2 separate regions of the Homo sapiens genome follow, and region 2 is linked to region 1. A link is a contact called in ENCODE Hi-C or POLR2A ChIA-PET data. All regions are on one chromosome and are shown on one strand. Each heading gives the region's core, a stretch centred on a gene start or an enhancer-like site at or near the end of the contact. The rest is flanking DNA. Distances are from core to core; before and after follow the strand shown. Region 1 overlaps NKAIN1 (sodium/potassium transporting ATPase interacting 1). Region 2 holds the start of FABP3 (fatty acid binding protein 3).

Evidence for each region. A loop is a pair of places that touch in the nucleus more often than their neighbours do. ChIA-PET counts read pairs that join two places held with the same protein, here RNA polymerase II (POLR2A). Pooled maps may share reads with other maps.
Region 2: a loop to region 1 is called in a pooled map, with 5 times the contacts of the local background. The contact joins the promoter of FABP3 here to the enhancer-like site in region 1. A Hi-C loop is called at or near these places in 6 of 50 pooled maps. POLR2A ChIA-PET finds 5 or more read pairs at or near these places in 7 of 52 experiments (H1, HEK293, WTC11 and 2 more).

What each region holds. Positions count from the first base shown.
Region 1 is chr1:31,178,823-31,183,145 of GRCh38, forward strand. NKAIN1 (sodium/potassium transporting ATPase interacting 1) reads right to left here. Exons shown (of 7, transcript NM_024522.3): 5 at 3,708-3,768; 6 at 3,038-3,119; 7 at 923-2,890. The coding sequence ends at 2,881. Among named protein-coding and RNA genes, the nearest start is that of NKAIN1, 59 kb to the right of the region's middle. RefSeq lists a silencer at 2,792-3,041. Within about 2 kb of position 2,954, at least 2 of the 41 ENCODE cell types and tissues checked have a DNase peak (open chromatin) inside an H3K27ac peak, as active enhancers do.
Region 2 is chr1:31,370,130-31,374,428 of GRCh38, forward strand. It overlaps FABP3 (fatty acid binding protein 3), which reads right to left and starts at 2,947. Exons shown (of 4, transcript NM_004102.5): 1 at 2,813-2,947. The coding sequence starts at 2,885. It overlaps LOC124903892 (a long non-coding RNA gene), which reads left to right and starts at 4,170. Exons shown (of 2, transcript XR_007065573.1): 1 at 4,170-4,258. RefSeq lists a silencer at 3,133-3,427.

The DNA of each region.
Region 1 (4,323 bases), core at 1,704-4,203:
CAAAAGTGCTGGGATTACAAGCATGAGCCATCATGCCTGACCAAAAATTGTATAATTTAAAAAAGGCCTATCCTTAGAAAGATATGAAAAAAAGGTATGAGTATATAATCCCACTGGGACCTTCTGACTTCTGTACCTTATATACATATTACCCGTTCACCCACATACCTGCCGACACACAAATTAAAACATTCTAAATACTGATTCTTGCGCTGTATCCCCAGAAAAGTATCCAGGATATCAAAGGTTGGATGCAGGAATCCGTGTCTAAAGCACTGTGTGTCACTTCATTCCACACCCGGAACTGAATTCTCAGGAAGAGCCAAGATGCAAAGGATATTTGAAAGCATAAACTTAAAATGCATTTTATCAGGAAAATAAGTAGGAAGATCTCTAAGGGATTATGAAGCCACATTTGGGAACCCACTGATTTTGTTTGACCTCTGCTTTTTTTTTTTTTTTTTTTTGGATGAGTATAGAGAGGGAGAGTGAGTTGCCTAAAGCTACACACCCAGTCAGAGTTACAGGCCAGTGCCCCAGGATTTGTTTCTTTTTTATTGTTTTGAGATGGAGTCTTGCTCTATCACCCAGGCTGGGGTAGAGTGGCGCCATCTGAGCTCACTCCACCTCTGCATCCCAAGTTCAAGTGATTCTCCTTCCTCAGCCTCCCGGCCCTGCCTAATTTTTGTATTTTTAGTAGAGACAGGGTTTCATCATGTTGGCCAGGCTGGTCTCAAACTCCTGACCTCGCGTGATCTGCCCACCTCAGCCTTCAAAAGTGTTGGGATTACAGGCATGAGCCACCGTGCCTGGCCACCCCAGGAATATTTGATAACATCAACATCAAATCATTCCTGCCTGCCCTCATGCAGGGACTTCTCACTTAGAAAGTTCTATAGACCCAATGGGCAGGACAGGAAGATAGAGAAGAAAACACCATCTTTAATCAACCCGCCTGCACAGAAACCAGGAGAGCACTCCCCTCCTTGCAAGGTCCCAGTGAAAAGAGAACCTGGTCCCCTTGCAAAAACCATCTTATAAAAACAAAAGGCTTCAAAGCACCAGTGGCTACACCCGTTGAGTAGAAAGGGGCTTGGGGGAGAGTTGGGGTGAGAGAGGTGAGGGCTGGAGGCAGGGCTGGCCCAGTGAAGGGCAGTAGCTTAGCCTGAGGGAGCTGCCCCCCTCTCAAGCTGTACCCACCAGCTGGGAGCTCCATGCCTGTGGGGGCCAGAGGAACTCCTGGGCCTGGCTGCTTGCATTTGGGATGGTGGGGTGGGGTTGCCAGCCTTGCTCAGGATATTTTGGCCTTAGAGAGTAGGGAATGATAGATTGGAGGGTAGTGGGAGAGGAGCGGAATGGTCACCACAGACAGGCTCAGGTGTGCAAACCATCTGCACCATCTGGGTGCCCCCCAGTTCCTCCATGTCTCCTGCCCTCCTTTCTAACCCAGGGCCATGCCTCTTTCACAGATGAAATGCTGAGACCTGATCCTCTCTCTATGGACGCACCAGGCAGTGCGTGGGATGCAGCGTCCTCAGGAGTGTCTGTGGAGGGAGGTGGGGAAAGTGTTCTCACCTCTACTTGCCCCCAAGGAAGGGTGAGGGTGCTGGCAATCCCGACTCCCCGACTACTCACACCCCCATCTGCCCCTTCAGAACTCCTTCTGGGCTTGTTAGAGGAGGCTTCTGGCCATTGGATTGGTTGTAAATGCTGGTGATCTGTAAACACTGGAGTCTGGGCAGCGCTGACCAGCATTGCTCCTCTCTGAAACCACAAGCCTTCCAACTGGTGAGGTGGATGGAGCCGTCAGGGGTGAGTGGAGTTGTGGAGGTGATGGGGATACAGTAGAACCAGCCTCAGGGACCTGGAAGGGGGTGGAGTGACTGAGTTGGGGCCCCACTTTCCTGGAGGAGAGAGCTTGAAAGATTTGCCAAGGGTGGACAGAGGCTGAGTGTAGGAAGGCTTCTCTGTGGGTGGGGCTGAATTTGGGGCTTCATCCATCCAGTTCCCAATAAGAGAACGAATGGGTATATTGCTTTAAGAGAGGCATTGGCAAGTGGTGGTGGTGGTGTGTGAATATGGTGGAGACCACATAGGTCCAAGATGGAGGGGGGCTTGGAAATGGAACTCAGAGAGCAGACACTGGGTTTTACAGTCAGAAACTGCAGAAAGTACACTGTGTTCAAGGCCCACTTCCACCAAAAATCTAGCTGTGTGGCCTCAAGCAAATCACATCTCTGGGCCTCAGTTTTAATGTACTGCAAAATGAGAATTTTAATCCCAGTCTAGCTCAGGGAATTGAGTTAAATGAGAAGTCTAAAAGAGTCCATTTGCTAAGGGATTAATTACTTGAGGTGCGGAAACCGAGGCTCAGAGAGGGCAAGGGCTTTGCTAGACGTCACAGTCAGTGATGGACCTGCGATTAGAACCCAGGAATCCTGCTCCTAGTTCACAGTAGCTTTCCCCAGAGCTGGTGAGTGAGTGTGGTGGGATGGGATGGGTCTGATGTCCTGCTGTTTTTGGACAGGGGGGCAGGATGCTGGGTGAAGAGTGAAAGGGAGAGGCTGGAGAAGAGAGGAAGGCCCCAGCTCACGCCAAGGCTGAGATTAAAAACAAACAAACAAAAAACAAAAAACCCGTGGTGCCCCTCCCCCGCCCCGCCCCACTCCTCCGAAGTCCGGGCTGCGAAGAGCCAAGCTCAAATCCAAGTCCAAGTCCAAGTCCACGTCCAAGTCCGCATCTCCAGATGCAGACGCGGGGTTGGGCACAGGCTGCAGTGAGCGCGCGGGCCACCAGGGGGACACGCCTGCGCCTTGGCCCGAGCTCGCGGCAGCTGCGGTCAGCCCAGGGCGAGGCGCCGGGGTGGGCGCGGGGCAGAGGCTACCCCGACCTGCGGGAAACAAAGGCAGGTTAGGGAGAGTGGATCCCAAAAGTATGGGGGCGGAGAGACCCGGTTGCCCTGCCCACTCCTCCATCCCCTCCTTTTCGCAACCCCGACGCCCAGGCCTCCCCAAGCCAGCAGGGGGCCGTGACCCACGTGTACAGAGGCTGCAGCTGTAAATGCGACGTCTTCTGGGGCGCCTGGTATCCGTAGGAGTCAAAGCCGCCGATGAAGTCAACTGCGGAAGAGGGGCGGCGCATGTTAGGGATCGGCGGCGGGGGCGAGGAGAGGGAGACTGGGTCCTGAAGGGGAAGAATCTGAGGGCAGGACTCCCACCCTAGGAAGCGGAGCCAGAGAAGCCATGAGGAGGGGAGGGGCGAGGGTCAGACCCCGTGCAGGGCCTGGGGCGGGGCTTCGGCTGGACCCTGAGGGATGGGCCTCTGGGGGTCTGGAGGCGGCGAGGCCGGGCCAGCTGAGGGTCAGGCCCCAGTCCTTAAGGCTTGGGCCTGGGAGGCCGGGCAGTCCTATGGGAGAGAAGGCTCTCAGGGGCGGGGCTAGAGCCTCTAAACGGGACAAGACCTCTGATGGGGTGGGGCGAGATTGGGGAAAGGGGGTGCTGGGGCCAGGGACTGGGCACCTGGACGTCTGGACCCCAGCCTGGAACGGGCTGGTATGCAGAGCCTTCCATACCAGCCGCCTCTTCCCCTCGAAAGGGGCCCGTGGCCGACCCTGGGCTCCCTCCCGCCGGGGCCAGTCACAGGCCTCTGTCCAGGGTGCTGAAGGCGCAGGGCCAGATTCCCCACTTCCCCAGGGGCGCCTTACTCACAGCTGTCCTCCTCCTCCAGGAACACTTTGCTCACGTAGCAGGCGAACACGAAGCCGAACAGCTGGGAGTGGAGATGACACGTCAGGGAGGAAGGAGGAGTGGGAACCTCTTCCTCCGCCCCCTGCCGGGCCCTGTACGCTCTGACTGGCAAGGGAGGAGGCATGCCAGGATGAAGGCAAACCGTAACAACTTCCAATTAAATGTTTTCACCTTAAAGTCAAACATACATGGTCTAACTCTTCTGAAAGTGTAACTTGAGACAAGTAATCATTTTACCTCTTTGAGCCTCAGTTTTCCCACTTGGACTTGGGCAATACCTTATGGCTTGTTAAGAAGAAAGAGGATTATGTGACTTTGTGGGTACAAAGTGCCTAGGACAGGGCTGGCCCTTCTAGAAACAGGAACTACTCCTATCTTGGAGTTTCTTTCTTTCTTTTTTTTTTCTTCCCTTCCCTTCCCTTCCTTTCCTTCTTTCTTTCAGACAGGGTCTCACTCTGTCACCCAGGCTGTAGTGCAGTGCTGCAATCATGGCTCACTTCAGCTTCAACCTCCTGGGCTCAAGTGATCCTCCTGCCTCAACCTCTCAAGTAGCTGGGTCCACAGGCATGAGGCATCA
Region 2 (4,299 bases), core at 1,697-4,196, 190 kb after region 1:
GTACTATGAGCTTTTTGTGTAGTAAGAACTGTACATGTTATCTCATTTAGTTCTTCCTGTTCTTCTGAAGACTGTTTCCACGTTACAGATACAAAAACAGAGGTAAAGCCCAGGGTCACAAATCTGAGATTGAAGCCCAGAATTGTCTGAGTCCAGAGCTTGCTTAAGTGCTCAGCTATACTACCTCCCAAGGCTGGAGCATAAGGCTGCCTTCCAGGGCACCTGAAAAGCTCTCAAAGCCTTAGGAATAAGGCTGAGGAAAGAAGAGAAACATAGACTTTCCCTTCCAAAGCCTTAGGCATAGGAGTTTTCCAACTTTGGAAGTTTTTACCCTGAAACTAAGAAGTGTTAGTGCTCTTGTCCCTTATACATGGCAACCCATCATTTTCAAAGCCTGTTATCTATGATCTAGGAGTTAGGTACAAAGGAAGTATTTGTCCTATTGTGCAGATTCAGGAGGAGCCTAAAGCGGTAGCAACAATGAGTTAGACTCAAACCCGTCTCCTGACTCCCAGTCTAAGGCTTTACAGAGACTCTCTTCCTGACCCAAGCATGGCTTCCTTGGGTACTGGGCAAAGTCCTAAGTGTCCTGCAACCAAGTAAAGAACAAAGAACTAATCATGACTGCCCCCTCTCCCCCCAGCAGCTTAACATTGAACTGTCTTCCAAGGCAAAGGTGAGGCAGGAGGCAGCCCAGTGTAGTGAGGTGGTGTGTGTAAAGTCTCCAAATGTACCTGGCTACATAGTGCTTGCTGGAAGCTAGGTACTCTGCACATGCCCTACATGGGTTGTTTTACTTAATGCTTGTAACAGCCTCGAAGCGTAGATTATCCCCAGTTTACAATGAAGAGTGCGAAGTGTCTTGTCGAAATTCAAAGAGAATAAACTACTGACATAGATTTGAACCTCGGCTCCAAAACTGTTGACTATTTTCACTGGGCGATTCTGTCCAGCACATACTCAATCCAGGCCAGCAGTTGTGCCTGTGGTCACTGGTACTAGACGGGACCTCTTTGCCCCTTGAGAGCCCTAGGTCTACAGCAGGAGGGGCAGGGGCTGCCTCTGCTGTTATGCTGTCAGCCCACCCTTGCTTGGCCAGTGAGGAACTTGGCATTGCCCCTTGGTATCAGGATGAGTCAGGCCAATCACACTCCCTTGCACAGAGCAGGACCTTGTCACGGCACTGGGAGCTCTGTTCACTTAGGATCTACCCAGAGGTATGGAGTGTTTGAAAAGGAAACCACTGCGGGATGAGTGAGGGTCTGAACCAAGAGAAACTAAGAATATTGAGCTGACAGAATTTAGGAGACTCAGGGAGATCTGGGTTCTACTTAGAAATGAAGCCAGCACTACTTACTGAGAGCTGAGGAGGGTATTTTCCCAGGCTTTCCATTCCTACGATGAGAATGCTGGCTGCCTTAACATAAGCTGCTGAAAGATAACAGGACTTCAGGGAGACCAGCCCGCTGACCCAACTCGGGGCAGAATAAGGGAACAAGAATGGTAAAGTTGTTGCAGCTCAATTCAAGACTCAGCTCTGGCCCAGCTTTGGAAGGAGGAACTAAATCTGGGCATTCCAACTTCCCAATAGCTGCTGGGCTGTGTTCGTGGGGGCTGGGGGCTGCTCCTCTAAGAATGACTGCCTGCCTAGAATTACTGGGCATAGCGCCCAAGATAGGGTAGAGGCCGTTGAGAGCTTTGACCTCTCCATCTAAGCCCAAAGCAGTAGAAGAAGGGCTGAGGTCAATCATTAGCTAAGCAGTTTCTACTTTTCTTCCCACTCGCAGGGCCTGTAGGGTAGTGGGAAGAGCTCTGGGTTACAGATCTAGAAACCTTAGATTTTCATATTGGCTCTGCTGTGGAATTGTTATAATACATTTCTACTCTCCTGGTTTCAGTTTCCCTGTTGAACTAGATGGTATGGGAATCTCCAAGTTCCTCACCTGTGAGATTCTTTGAATCCTGATTCTTCTCCATCCCAACACCACAGCAGTTCTCCACATCCTCCTAAACCAGTGATCCTCCCTCCCAGGTCTTGACCTTGCCTTGGGACCCTCTACTGCACATCAGAAGTCCAATGGCTTTCTCTGCCTACCCCTCGCACAGATAGGTGAGCCTTGGGTTGCAGGAAAGGCCCAGCTGATCATGGGCCTCTTGCCCCACCCTACCACGAGGCTCACAGACAGTGATGAAGGCCTGGATACATAGACTGCAGGACAAGGTCAGACTGGCTGGTGAGAAAGGGCATTCTCCAGCAAGAATTCTCTTCCCTAACCAAGCAGAGATGGGGATTGCTGCTTACTGCAGGTTCCTGTCTTACGTCCTTCTCATATCTGATTCACTGATCCACAGTTTTTTCCCCACTAATCTTTTTCCTCCTAGGTATTTCCTACTTGTTTACATCATTGTACACTCCCTGGCTGCCCCATTCCCTTTCTGGGTTCAGTCTCCTCCAATTTCTAAACTACCCATGCCCCTGTTCTTTTTCTCCCCTGGCTACACTCCCTTTCCTGTGATCAGTGTTCTTTATCCAAACCCTCCTCCTACCTCCAAATCACATATCCCTCTTCCTGGAAAGAGCCTCCCACACAGCTGCCTCCTTCCACCACCTCCCTACCGTGGTCTCTAACCAGATTTGGACCACCAAAGCCCCCTCTGAACAGGCCCCACCTGCTCTAGGCCAGGCTGCCATCTCCGCGCTCCCCTATTCCCCAGTCTTAACCAGGAGGGATGCGGCAGGAGTGCTGCGTGGGGCTAGGCACGCCACCAGCCAGTCCCCAAGCCAACATCCTGAGCCCCGCGGCTTGCTCACCGAGTGACTTCATGTAGTCATCGAAATTCTTGCTGTCCACTAGCTTCCAGGTGCCCAGGAAAGCGTCCACCATAGTGATGCTGGGCTAGGCTGAGAGAAGCTACAAGAGAGCAGGCGTGCAAGGGCTCCGACGGCGGCTCCCTGCCCGGGCTGCCGCTTTAAATAGCCCTCGCATCACATGAGGAGACGTGGCCCACGCCCCCGGCTCCCGAAATAGGAAGCCCCAGGCTAGGGCTCACCCAGGAGGGGCTGGTGCGCCCATCCCCCAACCCACCGAGGTGGGTGGGGACCAGCCAGTGGCGCCCTGCTAGCCTGCGTCAGCGCCAGTGCCTGGCCCCCGAGTCCCTACCCCAGGCTGGTAGGACCTTCTCCCTTTCCTGGCCTCTAGGCACTCTGGAATCTGAGAAGGAAGCAGCCAACACCAGCCCGAGAGCTAGGGCGCATGCCATGGTGGATATCTTCCCGTCCCCCAGTCCCTCTTTGAGCTTAGCGTCAGAGCAGAGATGAGACTAGAAAAGCAAAACGCCCTTGGGCTGGTGCCCACGCCGGGGAAAGCTCTGGTTGACTTCTGGCACGGGCATCTGTCCTCGTTTTACAAGTGAGGAGTCCGAGGCTCACAGGGGAACTGACAAGGTCTCAAGAAATAGGAGGGGGTGAATGGAGCTCAGATTGCAAGCTTAGTCTAGCGGGCTTCAGAGCTCGCGCTCTCCCTTCACTCTCACTGCCTGGTGGCGGAGACAGTCACCAGCGGCTCGGTCTGCGGCTGAGCTGACCTTGTCCTCTGCCTGTTTTGAGCAAAAGCCTGACCCTTCGCGCCCCGCCCGCCTCACACGTGCTTGCCCCTCCCTGCGGAATGTCTCCTGCTGGCCCTCCTCCGTCCCCACCCCACCCCACCATCTAGCTCCCCACCCGCCCCTGCAAGTGCTCTGGGCTTTTCCGGTTTCTTCGCACAGCTCCGAGCTTTAGCTCAGGTCGTTCCCAGCTCCCCTCCTGCAGAAATTCTGCCAATTCGGTCAGCTCTTCAAGGCCCATGGCTGCCTTCCCCACCTGCCGCCCTTTCTTTGGCCTGTGCACACTAGCAAGCCGCCTGCACTTTTGGGTAATTTGCTGCCTCCTTTCGAGAGCCTGTTGTGCGGTGGTTTGTCACTGTATAGTTTACTAAGCACTTTCAGTAAAAATAAGACCTGCCTTGTCTTGCTATTTATTGCATGCTGAGGGCTTTGGGTGTATTGTTTCATTGAACTTTTTATTTTATTATTATTTTTTAGAGACAAAGTCTCTCGCTGTGTCTCCCAGGCTGGAGTACTGTGACGCCATCATAGCTCACTGCAGCCTCAAACTCCGGGGCTCAGGGGATCCTCCTACCTTAGCCTCCCCAGCAGCTGGGACTATAGGCACACGCCACCACACCTGGCCTCATTGGACTTTTAAAGCAAAATCCATGAAGTAGGTGTTACTGTATTATTTTCTCTTTTTAAAAAGGTGAA